Linked DNA regions of Mus musculus: region 1 is linked to region 2. A link is a loop called in an ENCODE intact Hi-C map of the cell type or tissue named here. Cell type or tissue: heart. All regions are shown on one strand. Each heading gives the region's core, and the rest is flanking DNA. Links, peaks and the distances in the headings are about the cores only.

The links. Peaks named below come from ENCODE experiments on the same cell type or tissue, not always from the same donor. Only the 100,000 strongest peaks of a DNase experiment are listed, where the experiment ranks them.
Region 1: a loop joins it to region 2, with 6 times the contacts of the local background. A loop is called at or near these places in 1 of 42 quality-filtered maps.

The regions. Positions count from the first base shown.
Region 1 is chr4:128,879,761-128,886,754 of GRCm38, forward strand. Trim62 (tripartite motif-containing 62) reads left to right here and starts at 4,284. Exons shown (of 5, transcript NM_178110.3): 1 at 4,284-4,817. The coding sequence starts at 4,410. It overlaps Gm33760 (a long non-coding RNA gene), which reads left to right. Exons shown (of 3, transcript XR_003955115.1): 3 at 2,240-2,572. In heart, for the core only: a CTCF peak has its summit at 3,659; DNase peaks (open chromatin) are centred at 3,771, 4,381 and 4,881; H3K4me3 peaks cover 1,576 bases; H3K27ac peaks cover 1,225 bases.
Region 2 is chr4:128,726,219-128,728,718 of GRCm38, forward strand. The region is part of intron 9 of Phc2 (polyhomeotic 2); the gene reads left to right. It overlaps Gm33712 (a long non-coding RNA gene), which reads right to left and starts at 1,317. Exons shown (of 3, transcript XR_003955114.1): 1 at 1,041-1,317. In heart, for the core only: a CTCF peak has its summit at 1,136; DNase peaks (open chromatin) are centred at 1,323 and 1,663; H3K4me3 peaks cover 1,831 bases; H3K27ac peaks cover 2,316 bases.

The DNA of each region.
Region 1 (6,994 bases), core at 2,409-4,908, 160 kb after region 2:
AGTCCCTCAGACTTTCTCTCTCCTCTTCCCCTGCCGATGGCCTGAGCCTGTATTACCTGGATGGAAAGGACGGGGGGTGTTGGTACCCTTGCATTAGTAGATGCTGTTACACATAACCACTTTATACACAGCCGCCTCTCACTATTTGTGGTGCTGCAGTCTATAAAGTCACTGCAAGAACTGACTTTGCGAATCCTGAATCATTGCTCTATGAGGAAACACAGGGTCAGGTTCCTGCAAGTCCCTGAGCATATTTTCAGCCACCGATCAATATGTAACTTCATTTTACGCGTGCTTCTGTTTAAAGACACTTTATTTAAAATATCCAGCGGTCCTTCAAGATCCTGGAGGACTCTCACACTAACCAAAATCCATGGGCGTTCAAATCCATGTGAAATGGCATTGCATTGTATTGTATATAACCTATACACTCCTAGCCATAGATTTAAATCACCAATAGGTTGCTTGTAGCGCCTTACCTATGAAGATGCGACATAGTTTTAGGTAGCAGTCTTAAAGAGAAAGTGACAATTTAAAAGTCTATTCATGTTTAGCACTGACGATTTTTTTTTTCCAGTTATCATTGGTCTACAGTTGGTACCTCGGGTCTTAGTTTCCAGGACACAGATTTTAACAGTAGGTGAACTTGCACATATGGAATCCACCAATAACAAGGCCCACTTAAATCTTTAGTTTTCTTATTACAAAGAAAGTAGAGCTACACAGCGTGAAAGATAAAAACCCCTCGAAATTCCAGCTCACAGCTGCACACACTTAGAATTGCTGCGTGACTCTGCAGAACTTTTGGTCTGAAATTCATGTATAATTAATTCTACATGTGCCCGTGTCTAAGTGTTGGTGTATAGTTTTGTTGTTTTTTTTTTTTTTTCACTCAACAGTATTTCTTGGAGAGCCCCCTCTTCCCCTCCTAAAAATCCTGATGTTACTTCTTAGATTAGTAAGTGGTTCTCAGAAACAAGTGGCTGACATGGTAATCAGGATTTCTGCCTCAGCTCTGACCATTCATTCACATCCGTGTCGGTGAATGTGGGGGGAGGGGCGGGGGGGCGGGGCAATCCCACACCACACAGTCATTCAGGAGCCCAGGTTCCTTCCACACCTTTGCTCTGTTAGCTCCTTATTATTGAAGCCAAATCCCTGGCATATCTCTGTTCCAACTCAAGGGGACACAGCACATGGAAGAACAAAAATGCATTGCCTTAAAGCCTGTTTCTACTTACAGTCCACTGGGAAGAGCTTGGTTAGCAAAGCCACACTCTGCCGGAGCTGGGGAACCTAGTTTCTAGCAGAGCTGCTACTCTTTCAGGGGCTTCTTTACTATCAACACAGGAAGGTTTTTGATGGACAGCTTAGTGATTCTACTCTATTTCCGTTTTCTGTTCTTTAGTACTTTAGTACCCATCTTTGCAAAATTGGGATCATGATCTAAACTGGTGAGGACTGCTTTGGGACTCACATCCAACAATGCGCTGTGCAAGCATAAGACTGTCTTCTTGTTCTTCCAGCGTGTCTGCAAACTGCGTAGTGTATTTCAGATGCTAGTAAAAGACCTGCCTATATCAGTCAATATACAGTGAACATCAAAGCCTGTTTGATACATCACCCAGCCTTTTATTATTATCATTTTTTTTTCATTTCTCTCCAGTTGCTTCAATAATTTAGACTCTGCTCTGTTTGAAAAAAAATTGGGGGAATACGTGTTAATGTATCAGTCATGGTTCTTTAGGTTTCCAAATGACAATCTGCCACTATGAAACTTGCTTAAGCAATAAGATCTTACATATCTAAAAGTCCAGGCTCTGAACCAAAGTAAGTTTCCTCTTCCCCTCGGGCACTGGCTGCATGCTCAGACTAAGCACAACATGGCTACTCTAATGCCAAAGCATGCCTCCAGAAGGCTCCTCTCTCCTTAGTCTTTCTCTCTGTTTTTTTTGGTTTTTTTTTCCAAGTTAGACACCACCAATCCATTACCGACAAGAGGGATGCAACCATCATGATTTGGATCAAACAAAATTCTCTCCTGGAGCTGGGTGGGGTCTGCCTTCCCATGATCATATTGGAAAGAGTGTCACTTAAACAGAATCCAGGCTCTGGATGTAAGGAATAGCTGTCACATGAGCAGCCAGCCTGTCTCTTGTGAAACAGGAGCCGGGTGAGGGTGATGGAGGGCGTGTTCACAGAATGAAGCATTTCTTTCTTAAATTCTACTTCAATGAAGTTTAACCCCGGTGAAGACACTGGTGGAAGAGGCCGGTGCTGGGGAGCCACCCTGATGCAGAGTTATGTCCTCTGGATGAAACAAGTGTTCCAGAAGGAAAGCGCCTAAGACTCTAGGAGGCATCACAAAGGCTCAAGAACCTTAGGCAGTTACAGGATGCACGGAGCCCCTCCCCTAAGGAGAAGGGACCGTCAGGCCTGCAGAGCTGCCTGCAAGCAGAGCAGGGAATCCTACGGATGTGACTTTCATGACTTGTCACCCATGCTGGGGTGGGATCCTTTGAGTCACCCATGTTCCTTTAACTAACCCCAATAAACCGACTGGTTCACTATGCCCTGTCTGGAATGAATATACCTTTGTTCATGTCACCACAGGAAAAGTTATGCAACACACTCTCAATACCTCCTCCCCATCACCCCCTTTATCCACCACTAATTGTCATGGTGCTTTTTTTTTTTCCTGATGGTCTTATCCTGACAGACAATCACGGTGCAAACTGACCTCTTGCAGGTCCTGAGACAGCAACCACCTCCCTGGGGCCAGCCTTTCCTTCCTCCTGCAGGCCTCGGCTTTGCCACAGTTGCTCACCCGTGCCTAGCACTGCATGCATGCAAAGGGTCCCCCTCCTTCACTGTACTGATGATGTAGTGTGTATCTTGCACACCAAGAAACCCAAACCAAGGCAGGCCATTTTTCTGCTCGAAAGCCCAACACCTTCAAGAAATTCTTCTCTAAGATGCCCATGCCTTTCACCTTCCCCAAACTTCTTCCTTATCCCACTCTCAACAGAACAGAACAGAACAGAACAGCATGCAGGTCTCCATGTGCCCCCCCCCACTCATGCTTCTGTTCTCCCTGTCTCTGTCTGTCTCTCTGTCTGTCTGTCTCTCTCTTTCACCTTCTTAGAAATCCCTTTCCTCCCCTCCATCTGGCAGAGATGACAAGGTCTCCCATTATACTTTTTTTCTTACTCCAACTTCTTATACACACACACACACACACACACACACACACTCACACACATGCTCACACAGCAATGCAGAAACATCCGATGAATGGAAAGAACCTTTGAGCTAGACGTTAGGCAGGGTTCTCTCCACAATCTTCTACTAAGAGCCCTCCTTAGAAAGGGAAGAGGAAATAGAACCTAAAGGTTTAGGAGAATGGCGACTTTGAACTTAGCCCATGCCAACAGGGCAAGTCTCTAATTTTATCACTACAATCTATGCAAACATTATATATTCTATGCAGACTACAGAGCACCGTCTTGTCTTAATACTCAGTTATTATTGCCCTTAGTTCTTCAAATTGATCATCCGGAGAGATGTTCCTTAGGTGCTATCTTCTCACTTTTTCTTCATTAGCTGTCCTCTCGCCCCCTGCCGCCAGGACCCTAAACAAACCTGACAGCTGTGCAGACCCAGAAGAAACAGCTGTTTTTCCCGTCCCTGGGGGTCAGGAGCACAGTGGCAGCGAGGCGGGGTCTGGAGGCCCCTCCCCTCCCCCCGCCCGCCGCGGGGGCGGAGCGGCTCGGGTCCCGCCCGCGGGGGCGGAGAGGGAGCCTGGGCGCCGGGCAGTTCGGCTCGGCTGGTTCCGGGTTGAGAGGCTGCGCTGGACCGAAGCGGTGGCCGCTGAGCTGGTGCGGGTAAGGGGCCGCGCGGGGCCGGGATCTGCGGCCAGGGTCGGGCAGCTGAGTGGGCCGGCACCCCTCCTCTGCTCTGCCGGGCAAAGCCGCGGTGCGGCTGGGTCTGGCTGCTCTGTCCCGCAGAATTCCCCATCCCCAGCTCGACCCCCTCTCAAAGCTTTTCGGGTCCCGGGATTCCGCCCCTCTTCGGGATCTCCTCCTCGCAGCATCTATCCCTTGGGAGTGTCTGGTCCTCTAGATCCTCCTCGCCTGGAGCCCCTTCCTTGGGACGCCCTCGGCCTCTCTCCTCCAGCGCCCATCGCTGGTGGCCACCTAGGACCTCGAAACCGAGCTCCGGTGCTCGCATCCCGGGTGGCACCCACTCGGCACCGAGCCCTCGCGCCTCCGGCGTCGCAGACAGCTCCCCCCGCGCTCCCCGGCGCCTGTCGCCCGTGCCCCCGTGGGCCTGGCCCCCGGGTACCGCCCCCAATCGCGCCGCGCCGGCCGCCGGCCTCCCGGGCTCCGCTTCGCGCCGCCCCTGGCGCCATGGCGTGCAGCCTCAAGGACGAGCTGCTGTGCTCCATCTGCCTGAGCATCTACCAGGACCCGGTGAGCCTGGGCTGCGAGCACTACTTCTGCCGCCGCTGCATCACCGAGCACTGGGTGCGGCAGGAGGCTCAGGGCGCCCGCGACTGCCCGGAGTGCCGGCGCACGTTCGCCGAGCCCGCGCTCGCGCCCAGCCTCAAGCTGGCCAACATCGTGGAGCGCTACAGCGCCTTCCCGCTGGACGCCATCCTCAACGCGCGCCGAGCCGCGCGACCCTGCCAGGCTCACGACAAGGTCAAGCTCTTCTGCCTCACGGACCGCGCACTGCTCTGCTTCTTCTGTGATGAGCCCGCGCTGCACGAGCAACACCAGGTCACTGGCATCGACGATGCCTTCGAGGAGTTGCAGGTGCGAGGCGGACAGGCGGGGCTGTAGGTGGGGTCAGGGTTCCAATAGGGGCAAGGGCCACAGGCCGGCTTAATGCCAAAGGGGCGTGGCTCCTGTGAGGGGCGGGGCAGGGGCGGGTCCCTTGAGCATCACTGTGTCAAATGGGCTTGAGAGAGATCTGGATGGGAGACAGGTCGAGGTGGGATAGGATGATGGAGAGAGGAAGCTACAGCTGGACCAGATGCTGGCTGAGGCTGAGACAGAATGGGAGACAGCAGCTCCTTCTGGACTTTTGGGCAAAGGAAGGACCACTATCAAAGCTAACCTGGGAGTCGAAGTGGGGTGTGTGGGAGGGGTGAGCTACTCTAAATGCAGCTACAGAATTCTGGAATGTTTGGGGCATTGTGGGATGCGGCTTGCTGCTCCAGGTGTTCATTGAGATCTAGAGTGAGGCCTGGGCCTCGGTTGGATGATGAAAGTGAGAGTTAAGCTTAAGACGTGCAAATTGTTCAGAGGGCAGGTTTGGGTGCCAAGATTAGATCAAGGTATGTGAGGTGAGAGTCTAAGGTCGGCCTCAAGTTCAGATATGACAAGAACCTTTTTTTTAAAATTTAAACCAGAGTAGGGGCCAATTGAGAGTGGAACCAGGAATTAAAGATTCAAGATTTGGAGAATTAGACAAGATTTGGAGGAGGGGAAGACAAGCTTCTAGGAATTCCCAAGGCCTGGTGATGACCCCTCTTGTCTTCTACATCCGAATCTTTGAGTACTCAATTGGACATAGCCCTTAACTGCAGCTAGTCTCCCCTAAACCTTTCCGTTGTCATTGACAAGAGGGCAAGACCCTGGTCAGTGTGTTTAATACTCTAAGACCCCACCCAAACATTTTCCTTTCCTCAAGCTCCATTGTCGTGTGTGTGTGTGTGTGTGTGTGTGTGTGTGTGTTTGTATAGAGAGAAAGAAATATAGGTAGATACACGTGCTGAGAACTACATTTTCCTGGATGTCTTCTATCAATAAGATAGTATTGATATCAATAATCAATTATTTTATTGTCTGTGTGCAAGTATCTTGCCTGCATGTGCACCATGTGCATGCGCACCAAGAGGCCAGAGGAGGGCATCAGATCCTGTGGACCTGGAGTTACACACGATTGTGAGTCACCACCGTGGGTGCTGGGAATCAAACCCAGGCCCTCAGCAAGAGCTCTTAGCTGCTGAGGACGGTGATGTTGCCGCCTCAGGGGTGGGACTCTAAGGAGAAGCATTCCACGATCCGCTTTAATCGGATAATGCAGCATATCTTCCAAATCCTCCCCACTAGAGGATTCTCAGTAACACAGTCACCTGGTGGAATTCTGTTACACAATCTTGGTGGGAGGATACCCACTAAAGCCTATTTAATGATGCTCAAGCGTCTTTGACTTCTTTTCTCAAGCTGAGCAGTTTCAGCCCAGCCAGTCTCTTCCCTGGCTTTGGGATACCAGTCATAGACAATACCTCAAGGTAGCAACAGCTTTTTCCCTGGCATGTTTATTGTCCCCAAACTGGCACAGGCTTAGCCCACAGGACCTATCAATAAAACTTGAATGAATGAATGAATGAATGAATGACCAAACTTGGTCTAAGTTCACCCCAGCTGGAGGATTCCAAAGTGGAAGATGTTTTTCATATATATATAAAAAAAAAAGAATAAGAAATAGAGTCACTAACCTGTGAGTGGTGAGTTCTATGTCCCTCAAGATATTTAATCAGGAATTTAAATACCTACTCTCCTGCCTGGACTTTGATGAGGCTGCCCTGGGAAGACCTTATCTGAAGTGTGTAGGGTGGGAGCATCAGCAGTTCCTATTGCCATCCTTCCTCCTCCCAAGATCTTTCCAGAACCCCTGTACCCTGCTGGCTAGCCTCATCTCTCTCACCTGAGGAAGAGACTTGCCTCAATGAACCCCTTTGGACTTAGGCAGGTGCTGGCAGAGAAACTTGCCTCCCTTTCGGGAGGCTATGCTGAGAGGTGGGGTTCAGGCCACACTCCACCCCCTTCTGCCTCTCCTAGGCTCATTAGCTGCTGGGGATGGGGCAACCTCCACCCTCAAGGTCTGCTCATCCCTCTAGCAGCGCTGGTGGCTGCTGGAGCCTGTGCTGAGGCCCCTATCCTGGGGAATGACGGAGACGCTGCCAAAGCCTTGGAGATCATCT
Region 2 (2,500 bases), core at 1-2,500:
AGAGGGGAATGTAACTGCCAAGTGGAGATTAGCAGGCTACATCTCAGAGCGGAAGTGGCATTGCTACAAAGCAGGGGTTGGCAAGCCATAGCCCTCAGGCTATGCCTATTAACTCGCCAATGTTTGTACATTACAAATGCAATGATCAAAATAGTATTTCATGATGTGTGAAAAATACATGGGATTCAGATGTCAGCGTTCACAGTGAAGGTCTGTGGGAACACAGCCACGCTCACATATCCATTATGGCAGCTCTCAGATTCAGCAACAGTGTGCACTGGAAGAGCTGGGACACCCAGCTTAGGCTAGTTCCTTCCTATATGGCTCCTTTCTGAAGAAGTTTGCCAACTGCTGGTCTCTCGACCTTGAAGGATGGGTAAGACTTGGGCTTGTAAAGCCAGGGACAGAGCTTTCCTGGCAGGACAGTGGAAGTTAATTAAGGTGGAGGGCAGAAGAGTGGGCAAGGGCGTGACAGAAGGTGAGTATTTGGTTGCTTATCATCTTCCTATTGAAAACGAAATGTCAGTGTGTGAGAATGAGCAATGTGAATTTTACTGCAAAGAAGGTTTGAAAGTTTGGAAAGTAAAGGGGAAAGGAGAAATGGGGAACGAGGAAGAGAGAGAAGTAAGCCTGCAGGAAGTAGAAAAATGTGGACAAAGTGAAGTTGGGGGTGGGCAGCCTGGTAGAGGCCTGTATGAATGAAGATAATGAACAGATGGGAAAATACTGATACTAGAGAGCAGTCAGGAATTGAGTGATGGGAGTCACTGTGTCCATCCAACAGCTGTTTGAGGATGGTACTACTCTCGTGTCCCTGTACCCCCAGCGCTCCTAGCCTGCTTACTTCGGGAAGGTACTTCGCCAGGACAGTTCAAGCTACAACAGTGTGTTTGGGAAAGAAAACTAACATTTATTGGGCTCCCACTGTGCACCAGGCACTGCAAGCAATTTGTAAATCAGTTAACCCTCACATTAAACCTGGCGGTAGGGATTACGCCTTTTATGGAGGTAGGACTGGGTCCCTTTGGTCATTACTTCACCTCTGATCCTCGCTCCCAGTGGGGAGGATAATGATCACTTGGAGGGTTATTGTGGACAATAAGGGAGAGGGTGCGTGCACTTCGCCCTGACACGCACTAACCCTCAATCATTAAGACTCGCCTCCGAGACCCCACAGTGAGCCACCGGGGCGGGGGTCACAGGCCACGGGTCCCCGGGGGCGCCCCCCGAGCCGGACGCCTTCGAGCCTTCCGGAGGACGCGGGGCGGGGCTCGGGCGCACAAAGGAAGCGCGCGGGCCGCGTCGTCCGCCCCTCCGCCCCGCGCCGCCTAGCCCCGCCCTCGCCCCGCCCCGGCGGAGGCGGCCCGGGAGCCGGTCCGGACGCGCCGCATTGTCTCCGCGGCGCCGCAGCCCTTGAGCTCTCGCCGCAACCCGGCCGTCGCCTGCCGCCCTCCCGGCCCCGCGCCCCGCGCCTTGCGCCCTTTGTCCAGGCCGCCGGGCCCTGCGGTCGGATGCGCCGCGGCAGCCCCGGGCCCCGGCTCGGAGGCTCCCGGCGCGGAGGACGCGGCCCGCCCGGGCCCCCGCTCCAGGCGGCGCCGGGCCCAGGGGCTGCGTAGGCCCCGCCCGGTCAGGCCCGGCCGGGCCCCGGACAGGTCAGTGCTGCCGCGGGGAGGGATCTTGCCGTGCCAGGAACGGGCGCCGCCCTGGGCCTCGCGGAGGCCTGTGGGCCGCGCCGCAGAGCTCGGCCTCCGGGGAGGGCCCGAGCCGCCTCCGCTCCCGCTCGGGGCCTCTGGATCCCAGGGCCCCGCGGGGACTTGTATTGATGGGAAAGGACAAGTTGTTTTGTGCCTGTCCTCTTCCATTTTTAGGAGAGCGTTTTCTCGCCCTCCCGTGCCAAGCGAAGGTATGCTGCGTCTGAGGGCTCTTTACGTTAAATCCGGAATCTTTGAGCGTCTGTTTAAGTTGACGTCCAGAGAGGCAGGTAATGTGCACGGCCAGAATGCGAACTGGTGAAGTTGTCGCCAGAGCGCCTGAGCCCCGATTCCCGCGTCGGTTGCCAGTTTGTACCAGTAGTGAGACCCTCCTGCACCTTAACTGCCGAAGGTTTATCTAGCTTAATACTAACAGTTCCCATCAACTTTCCTTCCCTTTTGGCGCTGTCCGCTGAGCTCACTCTTATTCCTGCTTTACAAATCAATGACAGCTTTACCCTCCGACTTTTCCCATCCTTGATCCTTAATCCCTCCATTAGCATATTAGGCCCAGAGGATCTCTTGGGAAGTGAACTTCCGACCTAATCCTCCCGGCTGTCTGCAATTTTCCTAGGATGGCCTCACTTTAAACTATTCCATCTCCATTGCCTGTCTGTCTCAGCTTTCAGTTTCGGGTTTAGAAAGTAATGTCACTTTCACTATACCAGTGTAATGTTCACCGCACTGTCCTGGCCTTTCTCAGCCATTTGGCCCTGGGGCATTACTGGATAATCCAATTATCATTCACC